Regions from separate parts of the Mus musculus genome. Here regions 1 and 3 are each linked to region 2. The links are chromatin loops, found by intact Hi-C in ENCODE. Cell type or tissue: heart. All regions are shown on one strand. Region 1 overlaps Gm34317 (a long non-coding RNA gene). Region 2 has its middle 6.3 kb from the start of Ggt6. Region 3 holds the start of Gm51867 (a long non-coding RNA gene).

What was found. Peaks named below come from ENCODE experiments on the same cell type or tissue, not always from the same donor. Only the 100,000 strongest peaks of a DNase experiment are listed, where the experiment ranks them.
Region 1: a loop joins it to region 2, with 6 times the contacts of the local background. A loop is called at or near these places in 10 of 42 quality-filtered maps.
Region 3: it touches region 2 in a loop (7-fold over the local background); 38 of 42 quality-filtered maps call a loop at or near these places.

Annotation. Positions count from the first base shown.
Region 1 is chr11:72,365,774-72,373,773 of GRCm38, forward strand. Gm34317 (a long non-coding RNA gene) reads left to right here. Exons shown (of 7, transcript XR_003949575.1): 5 at 2,358-2,483; 6 at 4,564-4,673; 7 at 4,815-5,082. Among named protein-coding and RNA genes, the nearest start is that of Gm34317, 7.9 kb to the left of the region's middle. In heart, a CTCF peak has its summit at 4,303 (motif pointing right); no DNase peak of the experiment used is centred here.
Region 2 is chr11:72,425,220-72,433,219 of GRCm38, forward strand. No RefSeq gene overlaps it. Among named protein-coding and RNA genes, the nearest start is that of Ggt6, 6.3 kb to the right of the region's middle. In heart, CTCF peaks have their summits at 1,872 (motif pointing left), 2,071, 3,561 (motif pointing left) and 4,412 (motif pointing left); DNase peaks (open chromatin) are centred at 3,592 and 4,342; H3K4me3 peaks cover 783 bases; H3K27ac peaks cover 686 bases.
Region 3 is chr11:72,337,742-72,345,741 of GRCm38, forward strand. It overlaps Tekt1 (tektin 1), which reads right to left. Exons shown (of 8, transcript NM_011569.3): 7 at 7,845-8,000; 8 at 6,976-7,230. The coding sequence ends at 7,023. It overlaps Gm51867 (a long non-coding RNA gene), which reads left to right and starts at 1,929. Exons shown (of 3, transcript XR_003949578.1): 1 at 1,929-2,182; 2 at 2,466-2,599; 3 at 7,349-7,849. In heart, CTCF peaks have their summits at 4,984 (motif pointing right) and 6,306 (motif pointing right); a DNase peak (open chromatin) is centred at 5,000; H3K27me3 peaks cover 1,408 bases.

The DNA.
Region 1 (8,000 bases), 59 kb before region 2:
GGATAAACAAACAAGGATACGATGGTTTATGCTCATCTAAATTTAACTAATAAGATTAGGAGTGAGAGGAAGAAGAGTGGGGAAGAAGTGTGAAGGATCTAACCAAATTTTAAAAGCAAATAATTGAAGTGATAATGTAGCCGGGAGGGCAAGTTGGAATGCCGTTATGGCCCACAGAGTTTCGAGATTATTAAACCTATGGACATCTGTAATTGAGAAGTAAAACTATGAGGGTGTATGGATGAGAGAAAGAAAAGACCCAGTAATAAGAAAGGGGTAACGGACCTGGAAAGATGGCTCAGCAGTTAAGAGAAGATCCGAGTTCGATTCCCAGCACCCACGCAGTGGCTCACAGCCTCTGAGTAGAGAGAAACTGTGTTTCAGTAAGCTGTGTAAAGAAACATAAGCGACAGTCCTGCCATCTAGATGAGCCATACACAAACAAGAGCAAAACCAGCATGACACACGCATGCAAGAGCAAAAGATAAATGATAGGAAATAAACATAATTCTTATGAGGGGATCGCTGCCACAGCCGTGCCTGGTTGAAGGGCAAGTTCCTTTGCCTCTGGCTGGCTTCCCACGGTGCTGTTGAGAACCTCGACTTATTTTTTGAGACGGGATCTCTCACTGAACCTGGAGCTCTTAATCACCCAGCCAACGCTCCAGCCCAAGGCAAAGAACTTTCCTTTCTAGTTCTATAGAGGACGAAAGAAAAGAAAGGCAAGAACTCCTTCTAAGGCCTATGGTAGTGGTGGTGGTGCACACCGTTAATCCCTGCACTTGGGAGGCAGAGGCAAGCAGATCTCTGAGTTTGAGGCTAGCCTAGTCTACAGAGCAAGTTCTAGGATAGCCAGGGCTACAGTGAAACTCTGTCTTGGGGGTTGGGGGGAGATTTCTTCTGAAATGAATCTACCTTTGATTAGTCATAGGGAACTATATCACATACAGTCAATATACTATTATTTTATATAATCCTATAAATCTAATTATTAGATTAAATATATTGATTAATAAATCAATGGAATTAATTTATTAATGTAAATAAATTAATACATCATTATACTCACTGAACATTGCCTTGGAGATGGTAATTAGGCCAATACTGACAAGACATATGACCTGGCATAAAATAGACAACTTGTATTGTTTTAAAATGAATGAGCCAATTTTAACACATATGTGCGCGCGCGCACACACACACACACACACAGAATTAAGCAACTATATTTGGAGATTTTTAAAGGCTTTTTTTTTTTTTTTTTGAGACAAGGTTTCTCTGTGTAGCCCTAGCTATCCTGTAACTGGAAATGTAAACCAGCAGGCTGGCCTTGAACTCAGAGATCTGTCTGTCTCTGCCTTCTGAGTGCTAGTATTGAAGGCATGTACCACCACCTCCCAGCTAAAGACTTTTTAATGTGTAATGTGTGTGTGTGTGCCTGCATAACCTTACATGCACCATGATTGTGAAGGTACCCTTGGAGGCCAAAAGAGAGCATCAGAGACCCTGTAGAACTGGAGTTACAAGCAATTATGAACTGCTTAATGTGAGTCCTGGGAATGGAACCCAAGACCCCTGCAAGAGCAGTAAGTGCTCTTAAGCATTGAGCCATCTCCCCAGCCCGTCTTTTTGTTTTGTTGTTTTTTGAGATAAAGTCTCATGATGCTTTCTTGACTGGCCTGGAGCTTTCGGTGTATATCAGAGTGGTCTTGAACTCAGGGAGATGCACCTGCCTCTACCTCTCAAGTAGAGGTAGGGTTTCAGGTATGTGCTACCACACCCAGCTCTGGGCTGTATTTTATAATGCAGATAATTGAATCTTTCTGGGGAAAAAATGTGAGAGCTTTTACCCCCCTTGAAGAATTTTTTTCCCATAAAGTTTGTGTCTAACAATCCTTAAAAAAAATCCACACTCAAAAGTGTGCTGGACATTGAATTATCCTCATTCTTTATGAAGACATTCTCTCTGGCACATTGACCAGACCCAAAGACCAGGTGTCCAGCAGATCGAGATGGTAGTGAATCCTGCTGTGAACCAGCTTTTCCTCCAAAGGTTCAGCCGCAGCGTGGTCTCTAGAGTTGTGAAAGGTATTGTAAAATCAAAACTTATTAGTAAAGGTTATATGCTAATTATTGCCAGTCACCTTAAACTGTAATTATAGATGCTCTAGCTGGGTGAATCAGGACTGTTTGTGATGTTCTATTTTAAAGTACTGCTCAGGATGTTGAACACATGCTCTTAGTAAATACTTGTCTCCTGGCACTCACGTGGGACAGGCAATCTGTGGTCCAGACCATGGAAAATACAAATATGAGTCTTCTTGTGCTTTTTGGCACTGTCTCCTGTCTCCTGACAGCCTTGAAGGGCCTGCTGCTGAACCTTGGCAACATCTCTCCGAAAGGAGGCGGGAGATCTGCATCCCAGCCACAGGCTGCTTGTCCCAGACTCCACTGCACACCTGCCCAGTCCAGCTCCAGAACGGGTACTCGCTCTCTCCTTCCTGTGGCCTCCCTTCCCTTGGGTTTCCCTTTGCAGCAGGGAGCAGAACATGATTCTAAGGTTGTCTTTGCGCTTAGACCCATTTCCTTTGCTGATGAGATTCAAGAATGGTGTTTTGTGCTGTGCCTGAGTGCCCGGTGAATAGATCCCTTGTGTTCTAGAAGAATCGCAGTGCCTGGTTGCTCATCACCATTGCTGGCCCTGGCAGCTCTGAGGGGAAACCAGCTTGGATTTCAGCCTCGGGGATTAACATCTCAGAGGCACATAAAGCTGCCTGAAAGTCAAGAGGAGGCAGGGTAACGATGCATGGGGCTGTTGTGTGGTTAGTTTGTCTTTTGCCATTCATGGGGCACAGCAGCTGAGGCTGATGAAGATCAAACAGCCAAAAAGCAGAACCCACGGAGAGGAGTTTCCATGGAGAGTGGAGACCACTGTCCCTCTCATAGTCAGCTCCACACATGGGATCATATTCACCACGGGATGAGGGAAGTTCATCTCCTTCCCTCAGTGACTGGGGAACCTGGAAATTATATTAGTAAAAGGAGAACCGTATAGTTTGTTGGTATTAATGTTAATGTAATATTAGCATGCCTGGAAGCTTCACCCACACAAAGTCAAAGCCAGACATGAATCTTAGCACTTAAGAGGCTCAAGCAGGAGAATCCTGAGTTCAAGTTCCTGCCTGGACGACAGAGCAAGGTCCCATCCAGTCTAAGCTACATAGTGACACTTGTCTTAAAAAATAAATCAGTGAATCAAGACCTTGACTCTCTCTGTGTCTCCCTCTCTTTCTCTTTCTCTCTCTCTCTTTCTCTGACAGAGACAGACAGACAGACAGACAGACAGACACACACACACACACACACACACACACACACACACACACACACACACACACACTTTAGCAAATAGCACTTAGACTGAGGGCAGGGGCAGCTTACATATCTTTTTCACAGAAGGCACTGTTACAAAGTGACTAGCCCTAAGGGAAGGGATAGGGACCTCAGACGTTCTGGGAAACATACTGGGAAAAGCAAGAGCTCTGTCATTTGGCTCTGTTTCTGCAGACACATCTCAGGATGACTTCCCTGCACCAGCAGGAAGAGTTCTGGCTGGCTGGTCAGGAGAAATCCTCCTGTTATCCGGGAGAGAAGAGAGACATAGAAGTTTCCTGAACTAAAGCTCCTCCACAGCTTGTGGCTCAAAATAACCTGCCGTGATGGCGTAGAGAGGCGAGGGTGGGTCCTGGCTGTCTTCTGGAACTTTATCCATCTCGAAAAGGCTGCACTTGCCCAAAGGGATGTTTGGGGGACATTTTTGCTGGTGCTAACAGTAACTCTTAGAGAGGCTGCTCTCTTCACTCCTAAACTATTGGGAACGTTGTGAGCCTGCAGGAAACTAGAGTGACGGAGTCCATGGACCCAACAGATGGAAGAGCTACTTCTCTAAAACCTCACAGTTCAAGCGGCTGAAAATGAGGTCATTTAAAGAGTCTTGTTTATGTAGCAACATTGTATCTTCCAGAGAGCCCAATAATATCAATAACAAATAATGAACGGAGTCCTGGTCAGTCCCATGGAGTTCTGGTCAGTCACACGCTTTCTCATTTGTCTCCATCAGTCAAGTGTGAGAAGAGCAACCCCTTCAAGGGCTTCTGTAAGCACCAACAAAAATGTCCCAAGCCATCCTTTTGGGCCAAGCTAGCTTCTTTCCTGCTGGTTGTGCTAATTAATGATCCAGAAGAGGATGAGGGGACGGGATGCCTCTTCCAAATGTTAGGAAATCACTACAATTCACTAGAGGGCACTATGGTGGCTAGTTTCTAATCCCCTTTCAGGAGCAGGGAGGAAGGAAATTTGTAATCAGTATTTTTGTGATGAGAGCCACTCTGAGAAAAACGAGCATCAAATACCACCCTCACTACAACAGGTGTCTCGGTGTGATATAAAACTAGACGTTTCAGGAATGGTTTTTAAGTCTCTCCGACAGGTTGTTTAAAAAGCAAGCTGCCAGCCTCTGAAGGCAGGCCAGCTGTATTTGGTTGTTGGTCTGTTGCTATGCAGTGTAGTAGAAGCTACAAACAAAATCAAGATCATATTTCCTCTGCCTCAGCCGTTGGAAGAGCTTCCCACACGTACGGAGCATCACCTCCTGCAGTGCCTGGAACTCCGAGGTTTGCAGGGGGGGCTAAATTGGGAAAGAGGACGACGGTGGTGGTCAGTTTTCATGAACTCTGTGCAGGACCAGTTACCTCATCAATCCTCAGAACAGCTCAGTGTGTTTAGATGTTATTAGTGTTATCTTCATTTGACAGATGAGGAACTGAGCGCCTAGAGGACTGTTGGCCCACTGGACACAGAGATCTTTGGTGTGGGGTTGAGATTTAAACTGGTCTGCTGGAAGCTGAAGAAATGACTCAGCAGTGAAGAGCACATACTATTCTTACAAAACATCAGAATTCGATTTCCGGCATCCACATCAAGAGTCTCCTGGAACTCCAACTCCTAGGGGATCCAGTGTCCCCTCTGGTCTCCGTGGGCACCTGCATTCCTGTGCACATACCCCGCCCCCACCCCGCCCTGCCCCACCCCCCACATTTTTAAATAATTTTTTTAAACCAGCAGGGTGAAGCAAGGTGTGGTTTATGCTTTTGACCATAGCACTCAGAAGACAGAGGCAGGCAGATCTCTGAGTTTGAGACCAACCTGGTCTACCAACTGAGTTCCAGGACAGGCAGGGCTGCAGAGAAACCCTGTCTGGAGGGGAATAGGAGGAATGGGAAACCTGGCTGGATGAACAGTAGATATTTCTAGGCAATTAGTAAACAGAATAGCCCAGTTAACTTTGTTACAAGTTAGAGAGGTTTTTACCTTGTAAAAAGATGAGATGAGTAGAGAAAAATTTAAGGGTGGAAATTTTGAAAGGACACTAACTGCTGAATTGCAAGGAGACAGGTTCGAGTCAAAGAGTGGGACCATTCCAAGTGAAGCTTAAACTAATTAGCAAGTGAAACAATGTAATAGCAGCCAACACCCTGTGAGAATGGACTTTCTTCTTCACTGTGGAACCCTCAGAGCCCTGAGCTTCACCTACTGGTAGGCTTCCAAAATAAACAAACAGACAACAAAAACAAAACAAAACCCCAACCCTTCAAAAGGTTGCTTCTGGCATCAGGGCTGAGTCTAGGATACACAGAATTTTGCCCAAGTTCCCAGAATTCTTATGTTCATCCCAGGATTTTAAGAATCCTTATAATTACTGTCACTAGAACGATCAGATGCCAGGCACTACGCAAAGCATTTCATTTGGATTAGTTCGTGACAACTCTATGTAGTGGGTATAGTGTCTGTCCCTGGGAGTGTCATGGGTTGACCCATCTCCTGGGAACTTTACCATGGAAGGCATGTGCAGAATTGATTGAGAAGGTATATCTTGCCCATCCTTCTTCAAGCAAGACAGTCAAATCTGATTTTGGAATACAACTCTCCCTGAGTTAGCCTGGTAGGCTGCTCACTGTCTAGAATCCTTCTAGAACCCCGACAAGTGGCAAATAAAGGCATGAAGGAAGCATGAACCCATAAGAGAATAAAAGAAGGGAAGTGATGAGTCTGGCCAAGGGCCTGACACTCCAGCTCACACCACTTAGTTACCAAGACCCAATGAGCATCTCTGAAAATATACATACATGTAGCATTATATGAACTGAGATGGCTGTGTTTATTTATTTGAGAGTACACATACACACATACCTACACACACATACACATTTGTAGAAAAAAAAAGGAGGCCATGCATTTGAGTTGGGAAGGGTTAGAGGGAAGAAATGGAAGGGGTAAATGATGTAATGATATTATCATCTCAAAAAGTGAAGAAGGAGGAGGAGGAGGAGGAGGAGGCGGCGGCAATTTTGGTTTGGTTTGTAATGTTTCCCCAAAGACTACTCTGTGCACTGTTGAGAAGCATGAGACCTTTAGGAGGTGAGATTTAATGGCAGAAAATAGGACACTGGAGACATGCTGTTTGCAGGTGATACTAGAACTCTGGCTCCTTTCTCTCCTCTCTTTCTCTCCTCTCTCTTTCCTCTCTCTCTCTCTCTCTCTCTCTCTCTCTCTCTCTCTCTCTCTCTCTCTCTCTCTCTCTCTCTCTCTCTCTCTCCTCCACTCTTCCATGCACCTTTACCATGCATGCATCCCCATCATAATACATTGTATCACTCCTCCCTCCCTCATTGCTGTCAGAACACACTGTGTTGCTCCAGACCCAAAGTTCCAAGGACCAATGACCACAGACTGAAACTTTTGATACAGTGAACCAAAATAAACCTTTGCTCATTATAAGTGATTATCTCCAGTATTTTGTCACAATAACAGAGATCTGATCAACACAGTGGTGACATTTCACAGTGGCGACGTTACTATTCCAAATGCTTAGGGTGAGTGTTTCGGGGTGGGGGCTTTCCTATTTTGGAATATTTACATTGATTAAAAATCCCTAATCTGAATTTCTAAATTATGAAATGCTCCAATGTCAGTGTCACAGGGGGCTCTAATGCCAGGTTTTAAACTTTCAGGTTAGAGATATTCAACTTGTTACAACTGAAGAAAGATAAAAATAAAGAATTGCCCCCCCAAAAAAACCCAGTTCACAACTAAAAATATTTTAGTAAAGAGCAGAGGTAAAAATGAAGGAAATTATAATAAAAACAGCATTATTGTGCAGTAATTCCAACAGAGAACACACATAGACAATCTTAAAGGTAAATAGAAAGTCTGTATTGCCGGCCAGTGAATTTGCACAGAGAATTTGCCCAAATCATGTAGTCTGGATCCTCACTGCCCTTTGTATTTTATGTACACAAAACCCACATCTTGATTGACACACTTTGATTAGTAAGAATACTTAATGAGAAGAAGAACTATGAAAGGCAAAAGGTAAAGATTTAGGGACTTCCTTCGATCCTGGAACTAGTCCATCTAGGTCTTTGATAGATTCGGTCCTTGTTCCCATTTTGATAGTTACTGGGTCTATGTGCTGGGGTCTGATCAGAATAATACCTCCAGTTGTGCTAAGGACTGAAGGCCTGTTAAAGTATCATTTCCCAAAACAAAACAAAACAAAACAAACAAAAAACCCAAGCACCTACAGACTGAAAGGCCCACTCTGTGTCTGGCACATCTAAATGGAGACTCAAATAAAGGTCAAGAGGCATCAGCACAAACCTCGGAGTACTCAGAGTGAAGAGAGGATTCTAGAGCACCCAGAGAAAAAGTGCCTGCGAACAACCGGGAGCCGGGTGCGGCTGCACTTCTCTGTGGTCACACAGGAGCTAGACATTTATCCTTTCAAGAAACTCAAGTGTTGGGAACTAAAAAGGGGGGCCCAGGGGAAGGTGGGGGGAAGCCCACACCCCGCCAGAGTTTTACCTATTCTCTGGTCAGTCAGGTCATCCCTGGGTGGGCATCCAAGCCTCTGACCCACTCTTCATGGGGTGGCCAGAGGC
Region 2 (8,000 bases):
TCTGTTTATTGTAAACAAGATTAAGTAATGTTAACCTTAGGTCAAGAGGCCAAGTTGACAGTGAGAGAACATAGGGAAAAAAAAAACCATAGAGAATAAAAAGAAGTCAGGAGGATGGATAGAGAGAGGCACAGGAAGCAGATGGGAGGGACATTCAGTTTGAGGGGTTTTGAGACACCATGGAGAGGAGAGCTTCCTGTTGACTGAGGAGGAAGATGAGCTGGGTGCTCTCTCTGCCTCTCTGAATTAGCAGGCTTTGACCCCAGCTTCTGGCTCCTGAGTCTTTATTGGCAGTTCTTCCTAGTCCTACCCATGCTCTCAGCAGGACTTCTCAGCTTTCCCTCCCCCCCTGGAGCAGCCCTCTTTCCTTCCTTCATACACCTTCACAAGACAATGACATCATGCATTAAACTTTCTTCTGCACAAGAAGAAACATAGAACAGAGGTGACCAGGGGCGTAACAGGCAGGAGAGAATTATTATTTGATGCTTACAGAACTCATTGTGCTGGGCTCCAGTTTCTGTCTCAAAAACCTAATAAGTGACTTCCATGTCTGGTATTGATTGCCTTAGAAATCGTCCACCTGAAAGAAATTAGAAATCTAGAAAAATGGCTAACAATGAAGAGAAACAGAAAAGGAAAGAAATATGGAGAAAATATACAAGCCATGATTTTAGACATTAAATAACAGGTCGCCCAGATCCCTGAGAAGAGAGAAATTATTTGTGTGAGATCCTAGCTCCTAGCCTCAGAGCTTCAAGGAATGTTTGGTCACAATACAATGAGGAAGATACCAAACAGAGCATGGAGTCTCACTGAGCTGCGGAGGAAAAGACTGGAGTTCTAAATGGAAAGCAATTTGTAAAACCTTCGTACTGAGAAAATACAAGCATCGTTAAAAAAAAAAACAAACCCTCCAGATGTCTACACAAGAGTACGCTGGAGGGTTAACCAAGAACTGATGCTCTCCTGTGTGAGAACAAAATACCCAAGGCCAGGAAAAGGGTTGTCACAAAGTAGTAGGCCAAAAAATGTCTGGAATTCACACAAGACTAGAAATAGTCTAATGAAAAGCTCTTGTCACCCATCAATCACTGCATTGAGTCCTCAGAAAGATCACACATTAGTAGCAGAATTAATTAATCTCAAAATAAAGTCTTCCTACCATAATAAGGCTTCAAAGGAAGTCTGAATGGATCAAGAGCATTCACAAGTGTTTTACAACATGCCAGAATGAAACCCAACACTCTACAAAGGAGTATATCAAAATACAGCACTCAGCAACATAAAATTTACAGCATCTAGTACCCATTTAAAAATCACCAGGTAGGCTGAGGATATAGCTCAGCTGGTAGAATACTCCCCTAGTCTGCACAAAACCCTGCATTATGGGCTGGAGAGATAGAGAACAGTTAAGAGTCCTGGTTGCTCTCACAGAAGGCACAGATTCAATTCCCAGCATCCGTCTACTTGCTGGCTCATGACCATCTGTGCCTCCAGTTCCAGGCGATCTGATGCCTACTTCTGGCCTCTCTTAGGCGTTAGGTACATACATGGTGCTCAGATATGCCTGCAGGCAAAAACACACATACACACTAAGTAAACTTTAAAGCCATGCATTCATTTAATCTCCACTTCATCAACTGAGTATAGGGGCACGTGTCTGTAAACCCAGGAAACAGAAGGAAAAGGATTAGAAATTCAAGGTCATGTCCAGCTACACTGTGAATTTGATACCATCCTGGGATGAAGAAGACCCTGGAGAGATGGCTCAGTGATTAAGAGCACTGTCTGCAATTCCAGAAGCCCTGAGTTCAATTTTCAGTAATCATATGATGGCTCATCTATAATGGGATCTGATGCCCTCTTCTGGCCTGAAGGTGTACATGCAGATAGAGCACTCATACATAAAATAAATTTAAAAATTTAAAAACAAACAAAACCCCCAATAAACAACAACAACAACAACCCAAAGACAAAATTATTTTTTTAAAAAGGGGGAGAGGAAGACTGGAGAGATGGCTCAGCAGTTAAGAGCACTGACACATTGCTCTAAAACCCTTCTAGTAGAGGTCCTGAGTTCAATTCCCAGCAACCACATGGTGGCTCACAGCCATCTCTAATGGGATCTGATGCCCTCTTCTGGTGTGTCTGAAGACAGCTGATAGTGTATTCATATACATTAAATAAATAAAAAAATAAAGAGAAGAAAAGAAGACTCTGTCTCAAAATGGAAGGAAAGGAAAGGAAGGAACCAAACCACACAAAGAAATTTACTCATTACTTGGAAAAAATATAATTATTACTCTAAAGAGATGACTCAGCAGTTAAGAGAACTTGTAGAGGGCCTGAGTTCAGACCCCAGAACCCACAAACAGCTCACAAACACCTTTAACTCCAGGTTCAGCAGATCAATGCCCTCTTCTGTCCGCTGTGGGTACCTACATACACGTGCATACACATATATACAGACATACACATAAATAAAATTAAACAAAACACATTTTTAAAAACAGGTTTCAAGTCAACCAGAGCTACCACCAAGACACTGTTTCATTGAAAGCAAACAAAAGCCCCATGAACAAGCCTAGCTCTGTACTGTTACCCCACCATTATCTGTCTATAATATACAGCAAACACAGCATATTGATTACTGAAACTTTGTAAAAAGTCTTAAAAAGTGGATAGCTTTGGTCTTCTCACATATTTCTTTTTCAAAAACATCTGGGACTGGATTTTAGAATTATCTTTTAAGAATGACAGTCTACAAGATGACCATTTATCAAGATGATGGTTCTCTACTGACAATATTGAGTTTCCAGGTCCATGAACATGGTATGTCTCTCCATTCACTTAGATCTTTTGTTTATTTATTTAAATATATATATATATATATATATACATATATATTTAATTGTAACTCTTTTAAAAATGTATCTCAATTTCTTAAAGACTATACTATTGGAAGAAACCAGATATACACAAGTACACACTGTATGATATATGACTTTTATAATATTTAAGCCCTCAAAACATGATTCCTATAAACGTTTAGAGATAGAAATAATATCAGCAGTTTCCAAAGGTTGAAAATATTAATAAAAAGCAAGCAAAGGAGTATGAGTGACTTTGTGGATGTTGAAAATGGCTGTAGAGTTGATTGATGGTTGCACAGATGAACACTGAATTTTACATTATGCAAAGTAGACTTCAATAAATTTGATTAAAAAAAAAAACAGGTCGTGGCACACACCTTTAACTCCAGCACTGGGACAGGGGCAGAGGCAAGCAGATCTCTGTGAGTTTGAGGATCAACCTGGTCTACAGAATGAATTCCAAGGACTACATAGTGAGACTACCTGAAAGACAAAAAAACAAACAAAAACTCCAATGGGTAAACGACTTGTTAACTAGTAACAGTTTTGATAATAAAGTGAAGAACGTTGCCTGATTGAAAACTAGCACCTCTAAAATCTGTCAGGGAGTGGAAATATGACTGTATCCTATAAAACAAAAGAGAGCCAGACTGAAGGACAAGAATAGAACCCTAATAAAGGTTTCCCAAGAGCGCCACCTGGAGGCAAAGTAGGCCCTCACAGCAGCCACTTAACACCTAGAGGCGGCTGTGTACCAAACCCACGTGACTTACAAAGCCGGAGACCTCTGTGCAACTCATGGGGGGGTGGGTGGGGGGTGGTGGTGGCTTGGGCTTCGTTGTTCCTTCCCCCTCCAGCCAGCTTCAGCTCTGGGGGAAACAAAAGCCACCAAGCAGGGAGTGAAAAGAACCCAAGAACAGATACATAAATTCCATCTTTCTCTGTCTCTGTCTCTGTCTCTGTCTCTGTCTCTGCCTCTCTCTCTCTCTCTCTCTCTCTCTCTCTCTCTCTCTCTCTCTCTCTCTCTCTCTCTCTCTCTGTCTCCCCACCCCCTACACACACCTTTTCCATTACCTGCTGCCTACTCAAACAGAACAAGGAGTTGCAAGAAATAATTTTTTTTGTAGAAATAATTTTTTTTAACTCTAAGTAATCTCGAGTTTGAGTGAATTAGGGAAATTTATTGGCTTGTTTTCAAATTATTGTTATTTGTGTGTGTGTGTGTGTGTGTGTGTGTGTGTGCGCGCGCGTCCTTCCCCACCTCTCGATGTTTCTTGTGGTAAATATACACAGCACAAAATGTACTGTCTAACCACACAACAGTTCTAGAGAGGCCAGGGCGCTGTTGCCCTTCAGTTCTTTGTCCTCTTCACCCAGACGTGTAAATCCCCCTTCTGGTCCCTCTCTTTTCCCTTTCTGGATGGTGGCCCTGCAGTACTTTGTCTAGGTTGCCTGTAGAAGGCACTTCCTCTTGACAGGCAGGTCCAAGCTCCACCCAAACCAAGCCTCACTGTGTGCCACTGCCATCTTGTGGCCAATTTTCATATGATTGCACTTCCCAATTTCTAGACATTTCTTCCCTCACCAAGATAAAAGAGAAATAATAACCCACTGTAGAAAGGTCTTGTTGGTGTCAGGGAGGAGACCATAGAGGAAGCAGCCAAAACCTAACAAACATTTACTTCCATATTCCAGATCTAAAAGTAAGAAGATTTAAGCTAGGCATGGTAGTGCACAGGCTGTGAACTCAGCACTTAGAAAGCTGAGGCAAGAGGATCACAGGTTCTAGGCCAGCCTACGCTAACACAGTGAGATCCTTCCTCAATAAAGGACTTGACAGATGGCTCAAAAACCCATACTCCTTTTAAAGAAGACCCGAGTTCAGTCACCTATAACTCCAAGTGCAGGACAACCTAACTCCTCCTCAAGCTCCTGCACTTATATGTGAAAACACACAGAGAGACATACGCACATACACATAAAACAAAAATAGTAAAAAAAACTTAAATAAATAAATACTTAGATAAGAAGGCTCAGTGTATACCTAAGTATGATCCCCAGACCCCGAGTAAATGTGAAAGAACAGATCTGATCAAAATTGTCTCTGACTTCCCCACATGCTGTGATGTGCATCTCCCACAAATACATTCCATGTACATGTGTGCACAATAATAAATAAATAAGTTAGAAAGAAAAGAAAAGGCTAGTGCCCAATGGCATATCGGAACTTACTCCACCCCGAGCCCTAGTCCAACCCCCAACCCTCCACTGCCCTCGACAGAGTTTCTCTGTGTTATCCCTGGCTGTCCTGAAACTCACTCTGTAGACCAGGCTGGCCTAGAAGTCACAGGGACCCGTCTACCTCTGTCTCCTGGTGCTGGGATCAAAGGCATGCACCACCACAGTTGGCTATTTAGAGAGTTTTGAGGCAAGATCTTACTATGTAGCCTAGATTGTTGATGAACCCACAGCCTCCCTATTTCAATCTCCGGAGTGTTGGAATGACAGGCTTGTCCTAAACAGGGAAAGGGGGTCTCTGTTTTGTTTTTTGTTTTTTTAAAAGATTTATTTATTTATTATATGTAAGTACACTGTAGCTGTCCAGAAGAGGGAGTCAGATCTTGTTACAGATGGTTGTAAGCCACCATGTGGTTGCTGGGATTTGAACTCCGGACCTTCGGGAGAACAGTAGGGTGCTCTTACCCACTGAGCCATCTCACCAGCCCTCTGTTTTGTTTTCATTGTGCAGTGCTCAGGATGGAACGCTGGGCCTTGTCTGGGATTGCTTTTGTCTTGTCGTTTTTGTTTTATTTTGCTTTGTTTGAGACAATGTTTCAGACAGCACAGTCTGACCTTGAACTCCTAATCCTTTTGCCTCCACCACCTCAGTACAGGGATTATATTTCTATGCTTGACTTCCCAAACTTCTTTCTTTCTTTCTTTCTTTCTTTCTTTCTTTCTTTCTTTCTTTCTTTCTTTCTTTCTTTCTTTCTCTTCCTTCCTTCCTTCCTTCCTTCTTTTCTTTCTTTTTCTTTCTCTTTCTTTCTGTCTTTTATTGTTGTTGTTTTTTTTCGAGACAGGGTTCCTCTGTATAGCCCTGGCTGTCCTGGAACTCACTTTGTAGACCAGGCTGGCCTCGAACTCAGAAATCCGCCTGCCTCTGCCTCCCCAGTGCTGGAATTAAAGGCGTGTGCCACCACGGCCCAGCTCTCTTTCTGTCTTTCTTGCTATTGATCATTTGTTTGTTTGTTTTCTGTTGTTTTTATTTTTGAGAGAGTGTTGCTCTGTGTAGCCTTGGCCATCTTGGAACTTAACTCTGTAGATCAGGTCAACCTTGAACTCAGAAATCCACCTGCCTGTGCCTCCTTAGTACTAGAATTAAAGGCATGGGCCACCATGCCCAGCTTTCTTTTTTCTTTTGCTTTTTAATGATGTGTATCTGTGTATTTGGGTACATGCATATGGGTTCAAGAGGGTGGATGCATAGGAGAGGAGAGGAGAGGAGAGGAGAGGAGAGGAGAGGAGAGGAGAGGAGAGGAGAGGAGAGGAGAGGAGAGGAGAGGAGAAGAGAAGAGAAGAGAAGAGAAGAGAAGAGAAGAGAAGAGAAGAGAAGAGAAGAGAAGAGAAGAGAAGAGAAGAGAAGAGGGTGTTGGTCCCTAAAACTGGACTTACAGGAAATAATGAGATGCCTAATATGGGTGCTGGGAACTGAACTCAGGTTCTCTGCAAGAGCAGTGTATGTTTTGGGGCTGCTCCTAACTGCTGACCCCCTTGTTTTGTTTCTTAAAAGTGTCTCACTAAGCAGCTTTGATCCTGTAACTCTCTTGCCAGGAGCTCTGAGTGCTCCAATTGCAAGCATGTGGGACTGTACCCAGCATCTCTTTTAAAAGAAAAATTTAATGTATATCAGTGTTTTGCCTGCATGTATGTATGTGTACCATGTGCAGTGCGTACCTGTGCCCAATGAGGCCAGAGGAAGGCATCTGATTCCCTGGAAATGAAGTTCTGACAGTTGTGAGTCACCTTTTAGGTGCTGGAAACTGAACCCATATTATCAAGAGCATCAAGTGCTCTTAACGGCTAAGCCATCGCTCCAGCCCCTGTACCTACTACTTTTTACAAAATTAACATATGCTTGGCCAGGCGTGGAGTTGCAAGCCTTTAACCCCAGCACTCTGGAAGCAGATGCAGTCGGATCTCTGTGAACCCATCAGCCTGGTCTACAGAGTGAGTTACAGGATAGCCAAAATTACACCGAGAAACTCTGTATTGGAAAAAAATTCTTTATTATTGCCAGGCTTGGTGTTTTACCTTCAGTCCTAGCACTTGGGAAGCAGAGGTGGTCTGGAAGTCTCTGAGTTTGAGGCCAGCCTGGTCTACAGAGCAAGTTCCAGGACACCCAGAGCTTCCCTTTCTAAAAAACAAAAATAATTAGTTTTAGAGATAAGATAATACAGACTATATAAATGTGATATTATGTAATGTTTTAGATACATGTATGCATTATACAATGTTTAAATGAGGGTAAAAATCTTTTTCTCCACAAACATTCTTTGTCATGAAAACATTCAAATCCAGCCGGGCATGGTGGCACATGCCTTTAATCCCAGCACTTGGGAGACAGAGGCAGGCGGATTTTTGAGTTCGAGGCCAGCCTGGTCTACAAAGTGAGTTCCAGGACAGCCAGGGCTATACAGAGAAACCCTGTCTCGAACCCCCCCCCCCAAAAAAACCCCAAACAAAAACAAAACAAAACAAAAACATTCAAATCCTTCTAGTTTTGAAATGAAGTCGTGCACATCTGTAATCCTAGCACTGAAGTTGAGGCAGGAGGATCTCAAGCTAGAGAACAGGCTGGGCTACATAAAAAAGACTGTCTAAAAAAAAAAAAAACCGGTTCATACATACATAATTAGTGGTATAATACATGGTTGTTACCTACAGTTATCCTGCTGTGCGGTCGCACACTTGAGCTTTTAGACCCGTTTTAGCTATAAACACATCACCTACTGACCAGCTATTCTATTCTAGTCTCAACTTCTATGAGATATGGCCAATGTTAGTGTAGAAAACGAGGTTTTCATAAAACACAAAGTACATGCAGAAAAGCATACATAGATGTGC
Region 3 (8,000 bases), 87 kb before region 2:
TTCACTCACCTGGGGCCTGTGGTCACTCACCCCTTTCCAAACTTACAGCAAATTTAAAGGTAGGGAGTTTAAGCCATCCTGGGAAACAGACTCGACAGGATTAAGATATTAAGGCCTCAAGTCACTCCCCAGGATTAAGGTATTAAAGTCTCAGGTTGGATCTGGAAACTTTAAACTCAGACTCTAAATCTGAGATCTGAGTCACAAGGAGCCAATTACCAACCATGCCACACTTTTTCCACACGGCATCATTCCTTGCTACGGAATTCCGCTATGGTTGTAAAGGGCCTGCAGCCTGAGTTTGAATCCTATGTTGGTGCCCTCCCAGGTCTCAGTTTTCCCACCTATAAAATGGAAATCACATACTGCACTACACGTCAAGCATGTCTCAGTGTCAGGGGCCACATTCATGTGCAACACTATACCTATAAGCCTATCATACCCCCTACTTGGTTTATATTTGAGATTGTAAAATAATTCCTAGGGACCTCAAAACACCCAACTCTTCGATAGTCTGGTAACAGATTCAGCCCTTCCTAACCCTTTGATTTTGTGTATGTTGTACCACTGTGTGGAATGTCCCCTCCATTCCCACCAAGTTACATCTACTTATCAACACCACACTCAAGAGTGGCCTTACCCCCAGCATGCTGCCCCCCCCCCCACACACACACACACACCACCCCTGTCAGGCAGCCAGGCAACCATAGCCTGCCACAGCTCTTTGTGTCAGAGCCATGAAAATTCATTCGGAGTCACTGATGGGGGGGCGGGGGCAGTCAGTGTGAGAGGACTGAGGGTCTCTCAGAACCAGGGGCTTCAGAAAATGACTGGAGCTGAGGACAGGGAGTTGTACTGGTGGGGGTGTGGCCTGCTCTTGTCACTTTTCTTGGTACACTGGCTGCCACTTTTTCTCTCCCATCATTAACTGGCTTTCTGTTTCTGGTTCACATAACAGACAACAGCTGTCATCCACGCTCCAGAGCCTCTACCCAGAAGGGCAGCCAGATGGAACGGTGGCTTTTCTTTCCCAAGTCCAAATTCCTCGGGAGAGGGGCTTCTTGACCCAGTATTTAGTAGCAGCCTCTCCTTGGCCCAGTCAACTGTGGTGGGAAGAAAAGAGGAGGCTGGGGGCTGCCAGGTCATGTGGAGGAAGAGGAAACGTCCCACAGTGGGGAACAGAGCAAGATGATACCTGCTGTTTCCATGGAGCATGCTTCAGATAAGCAGCAATGTCCCCCATACTGTCTGATCTCAGCAGGGCCATTCACTGTGTTCCCTTCAACATGTATTGGTTAACATCTTAAAGGAGAAAATGATAGAAATTTCTAGAAGCTTCAACTAAGAAAGAGCATTTACAGAAAGGACTGGTGGTGAACTCTGCATGAAAGGATCAGAGAGGCTCGCTTCTCTCCAGAGCCCTTTGGGTGCTCCCACCTTCTGTGTGCTTCCTTTTCAAACTCCTGATTCCTAAGATGCAGTTGATGAACAGCTTAGCTCCAGAGAGGGCAGACTTGGCCACACAAGTGTGGCTGAGCAGCCTTCTGTGTGCACTGCATGGTTCTCAGAGAAGAAAACCTCTGGAAGCTGGAAAGTGACCTCAGGGCAGTTGTCTGGAAACTCAGGGGTGAGGATGGGGGTGGGGGGAACATGGGTTATGAAGCTTTCTGCCCCCCTCTCTAAATCTCTGTTTAAGAATAACCATTTAAAAGCTGAGTAGTGGGGGCACACACCTTTAATCCCAGCACTCAGAAGGCAGAGACCAGTGAATCTCTGAGTTCAAGACCAGCCTAGTCTACAGAGCAAGTTCCAGGACAGCCTGGACCCACACAGAGAAACCATGTCTCAAAACAACAGCAAAAACAACAACAACACAGACACATGAAATGCCAAGACCTGGGTTACTGCTGCCGGTTTAGCCTACCATCTTCTGCTGTTACTAAGAAACTTTCTCATTCCCCAGTTGATTGCATATTCTGTTATGCTCTGTGCCTTGGTGTCCTTGGAAACCAGTCACATTACAGGTCAGTTAGAACTGCTTTGTACAGTTAGCCACAATAAGCTTGGACCCGAACCAACCGCCCAGCAGCACTTCCTGCACCTGTGTACGAAGTTTATGATTTTTGCTTTTATAAGCTGCTCCTGGGATGGACCCCAACATAAGAGAGACACCTGCACCAATGTAAGAAGCCATTTGGAATAAGACTTCCATTTTGAGTAGGTGTCAAGTACAGTTTCAAGCTCCCGCAATCTCCCTGGGAACTGATGTCCTACTTGGCAGAAAGAGTCATCTACATGGGTACTGACATCCTGGGCAGCAAATTAAGATATGAATGTTAGACAAGGCAAGTCCCTGTCACAGTTCAATGCCCAGCAAAGACATATTCCTAAGGAAATGCCCTATTCCTAAATCCTGAATAACTTGGCACAGATGTCTGTGAATTTCAGGCTTAAAATCTCTATAGGATCCTGGCACAGAGTTGCAGTCTGCATCCCTGATCGATCACTCCGGGGGGAAACGCTCGACAGACTATCCCGGTGAGACTGAGATCCGTGTTCCTGTGGTTTGTGGAGTGACGCCTGGACCCCAACATGAAAGGTGAGTGTTAATTTCAAATAGATCTTTCTGGACGAGATCTGATTGCAACATGTGTCACTCCACTGATTGCCAGGGTTGATTAAGCTGATCTATCTGGCTAGGCAGGTGTCCCCCTCCTCCCTCACAACTCCATGTTCTTCACAACCTTCCCTGAATGCAGGAGGGCCAGCCTTCAGTTAAGGGTAGCTATGTTCACCTGCTAGAACCTCCAAACACGCTATCAAACAGGTCTTTTGGATGGGAGTCCTCAGCTTGAGGGTCTTCTGTGGATGCTGAAGTGACGGGCGTGAGCCGACACACAGCTCATAAGACCGCTGCTTTTTACACTGTTTTAGTTGGCTTTAAGTTTTATGACCTTGTTTTCAGCATATTCACCTTCATCATCGCTTCCTACCACACAGACAGTTCTAATTGCCCATTTGCAGTAGTAGTGCAAAGTAAATGTGCTGCCTGTAAAATGAACCTGTTTGAAAATGCTTTATGGCTGGATTAGAAGTCAAGACCTTGGCACCGAGTGGCTGTCGGTCTGAAAGGGTTAGCCATTTTGGTGAGTTCCAGGACATCCAGGGCTACACACTGTCTCCAAAAAACAACAACAAACAGAAAAAAATAAGAGTAGACAATTATTTCTCACACTTTGGGAAAATTTGAATGCTAGGTTAAGGAGCTGGTAGAGTGAGGATGACAAAAGCCAGTTTTGGATTCATAGATGATGTCCAAACTGGACAGCAAGAAGCAGCAAGCTCTCGGGACATATTTTTTTTTAAGATTTATTTATTTATTATATGTAAGTACACTGTAGCTGACTTCAGACGTACCAGAAGAGGGCGTCAGATCTCATTATGGGTGGTTGTGAGCTACCATGTGGTTGCTGGGATTTGAACTCAGAACTTTCCCAAGAGCAGTCAGTGCTCTTACCCACTGAGCCATCTCACCAGCCCCATCAGGACACTTTTAAAGTCACTGATCCCATGCAGGAAATCCCTGGCCCTCCACCCCTCTGTTTAGCTCAACCTGTCACCTCTCATAGTGGAACCCGGTTCCACTCCTTGCTGAGCTAACCGAACCATGAAAAGGTGAAACTTTAATACTTTCTCTCTCTCTCTCTCTCTCTCTCTCTCTCTCTCTTTCGTATTGATTATGGACAAGTTCAACTTTAGTCCTGTTTAACAAAGCTCAAGTTTAAATGACACGTGACTTAAAGGATAGCATCTAAAATTTTTATTGCCTACAAATAATGTTCTTGCTTATTTTCTGTATAGTGCCTCACTATGTAGCCCAGGCTGGCCTTGGACTATGTAGCCCAGGCTGGCCTTGGACTCACTATCCTCACAAGATGAATCCCCACTGCACCTATCAAGAATATGGCTTACGTTATCATGAAAAGACATCTGGTTTGAATGGGTAGAGAGGACTGTAGCTGGTGGACTTGGTAGCTACCAAGATTTTGACAGCCTCGGGCTACTGCAGATGTCCCCTGTAAAATGGACCAGGACAACTTTCTTGGTTGAAACGTCCTCATTCCAGACGAGTGCCAGAAAGTGACAAAGTGAACAAAGACAAGTTTGCCCTCTGGGAATTGTGGTGCTCCTGGATTTCATATTTATATATGGAGAAATGTAAATCATGTTCCCCACAATGCCTGCCCAAATTGCATTGCATGACTTTTTTTTATTGGTCTGGCCTGGGTTTTATGATCCCTCTTTACAGATGGGGAAACTGAGGCTCAGGAAGCTGTGAAACATGTTCTGGATCCTCCACAGGCTGACTGATCACGGATCTGCTCTGCGCTGTATCTAATGCAGAGCCTGGCACTAAACAAATTCAGAGCCTGGGGATGATTTTCCTAGAACGGTGCTGGCCGTTTCCTAGAATGTTGTTGTCGGGCCCCATCCCTGTGTTGAGTCGGCAGAAGCTCTGAGGTCTGCCCTCGGTTGGAAAAGAAGATAGTTTTGCCCTTCCGGACCAGAGCAGCAGAGCGCCCACAAACTTTCCACTGGGCCCTGAGGCAGAGAGTTCACACCTTACTCAGGGTGTGAGAAGGCATTCAGAAGGGTGGTGTTCAGACCCTGAGTGGTTGAGTCACAGAACACCAATCGGCATTGGGTCTTTCCATTTCAGTTCAGTCACTTGCTGATAGCAGAGAATAAATATCCAGCTCCTAACCTCCTGGAAGTGGGATCCGTATCCTGAGATGGTTTCGTGCACCCATGAAGTGCCCCAGATCTAGGAAGTGTCAGACATGGGAGGGCCTCTAGGCTCTCTACTCAATCCTCTCATTCTACTGGTGACCCTAAGAGGGAGAGACACATTTCTGGCAGGGTCAGTTCTAGAATCCAGGTCTCCTGGTTTTCTGGCTGGAGCTGGTGCTCACCACCTACTGTCCACTAGGTGTCAGGATTCCAAAAGTTAACACAGAGCAGAGGCAGCCGTGGCGACTTAGTCCAAGCAGCTGTCGACAGCCAGAGCTCTCTCTGGGAGAGCAATGGCGACCACGTGGAAAATGGCTTAATCATACCTTTCAGGAGGTGTGTAATCGTTGTAGCAATGGTGCAGCAATGTGGAGCATGGTTGCAACACACAATTGGGAGGAAAACAATACTGTAAAAACTGATCCCTGTGCAGTTGGAATTGTGGCAACATGGGGGTTGTGTTCCAAAAGGCTTGTAGTTATTTACTTCCTTCTGAGACAGGCTGAGGGCAGGGCTCTAAACACAGACTATCTCACTCCATCTACAGTAATGCTAGGCTGTGGGGGGGGGGGGGGAGAGCGAACCCATGCAGGTATATAGAGGTCATAGGTCAACATCAGAGTTCTTCCTCTATTGCTGTTCATCTTGTTTTGTTTTGTTTTTAAAGATTTATTTATTTTATGTATGTAAGTACACCACTGTAGCTGTCTTCAGACACACCAGAAGAGGGTATCAGATCCTGTTACAGATGGTTGTGAGCCACCATGTGGTTGCTGGGAATTGAACTCAGGACTTCTGGAAGAGCAGTCAGTGCTCTTAACCGCTGAGCCATCTCTCCAGCCGCCACCTTGTTATTTTTTTAAGATGGGGGTGTCTTGCTGAATCTGGGGCTCACTGGTGTGGCTAGACCGGCTGTCCAGTGACAGAATCCTCCTGCCTCCGTCTTCCAGCACTGGGACCACACACACGGCCATGGATAGATTTTTTTTTCATATGGGTGTTCAGGATCCAAATTCAGGTTCTTATACCCACACTTTACCCACTGAGCTGTCTCCCCATCCTCACCAACACCTAGTCTCTATAAAGAATTGTTTTTTTTATTACATGCACATACACCAGCTGTGTGTTTGGGGTGGGGCGGGGGGGGGGAGTGGCCATGGAGCACGTGTAGAAGTTAGAATACCACTAGTGGGAGTCAGTTCTCCCACCATGTGGGTCCCAGATATCAATCAAACTCAGGTCTTCAATCTTGGCCATAAGTGCCTAAGCCATCTTGCCTATTCCTTGACCCCTTTACTCTTAACCATTGTTAAGAGATTCAAATCCATAGCTTGAATTTGAATCCACAGCTCAAATTAATTTTTTCTTTTTTATTACTGCTAATTTTTTTAGAGTGAAAAATGCAACAAAATAAAAACACGCAGTGACTACTAAATAGTCTAGAATCAAACATGAAACGATGGAGTTTCTCTTCAGGAAGGAAAACTTAAAGGAGTATAAAACTTCCTGCCACCACATGGGGGCGCTGAAAGATGCAGGCTGGGCAGAGACCTGCCTTCCTAGCCCAGGTTGCTGTCTTTTCCAGCTGTCGATCAGAAACTGCAGCAGCTCTTAGTGTAGAATCCTAGAGCAAGCACACGTGGCCGCTGCTTTCAGAACCCTCTCCTGGTCTTTGAGCCAGGGACATTTCCTTTCTGACTTCACAGACACGGACACAAGCAATTCTGCTGCCTCCTCCCTGCCCGCTAGATTCAGCTTTAAACCTCTAAACAAGCGAGAGCCCTATCTTCTCCTAACAGCCTTCTCTTTCATCTGATTCTGACACTTGCATGGACTTGCGATGAACTGCCAGGAGGTGGGAGGGGGCATCTAAGCTTCCTAGGGCAAATGGATTGCATCCTATTCCATGAGAAAGGAAGGGATCCCTTGGATAGAAAACCCAGCCCCAGCTTGAGAGTAGGATGACTCTCTAATGGCTCCATCCCCTGGCCCCAAGACCTCTGCGATCCCTATGTCTGGTGCTGACACCTAGCATTAAATTGTGAGGTATCTTCCTCACCAACAACCATAGTAGAACAGAACCTTGTCCCCAGGTCACAGACCCAAGCCGGCCTGAGGTGTCCTGCCAAGAGGCTGCGGCAGGCTGCCCAAAGTTCCACCCACCTGAAATGAGAGCTCTGTGCTAACTCTTGTCTTACGATGCAGTTTAATAAGGCTCTGAATGGCTCCTATCAGCAGATGGCCTCTGCGCGGATGCCCCCCTCCCAGGCCCCATGGTCGTCGCCGTCTCGAGGTGGGATGGACTTCCTCATCTCCATACACAGCACCTGGTCGATATAGATGGTGTTCTCCTTCACCTGGATTTCCTCCTGCAGGGCCAGCTGCCTGCGGTACAGGGCCTTCAGCTGCGTCTGAGCCTGGGCCAGGGTTTCCTTTAACCTGAGAGAAGAACAGCGTGAGGGATAATCACATGCTCTGGATCCTTTGTTCCAGTGGGAGAGGGAACGTGCTTGGATATGCAGTCAAACTGATATTTTTATTTCCCTTGCTTCTCTAGGCAGTGCTTCCTGGCTGCTGGCTACAGCCAGGCTTATGACACATGTTGGTAGAAGTAGCAGCATACACCTTTAATACCAGTGCTCAAAGGATGGGTCATGACTGAAGAGCCAGCCTGGGCTACATAGAAAGTTCAAGGTCACCCTAACCTATTTAATAAGAACTGGTCTCAGAGCAAGAGTTGGGAGATCTTACTCAGCGACAGAGTTCTTGCATAGCAAACCCAAGGCCCTAGGCTTTATTTTCAGCACTGAAAAGGAAAAGCCAACACTTAAAATGGCAGATATTACCTAACATCTGGATTTGGACATTATGACAAAATGTCTTGACATTGAGCTCTGCTTCATGAACGACAGCTGCTTTGGTTGGAGTTAGCAGGCCTGACAACTAGGAAGGCATCCTTCCAATGCTACAGAGCCAGCAGCACCCTTTGCTGTGCCCCCACACTGCAATTTACAGTGCGGGCTGAAGTCACACCCCAGCACAGGCCGGCCCACCTGGCAACATTGTGGTTGATCTCCTGAATCTCCTTGATCAGCCGATACTGGGCAATATCTCGACACAGCTCCACGTTCGGCCGGTGCGTCCTGGTCTCCAGGCGTGTGTGTGCTACCTTGGCTGGCCCTTCTTGCTGCGTGATGGCATTTTCAAGA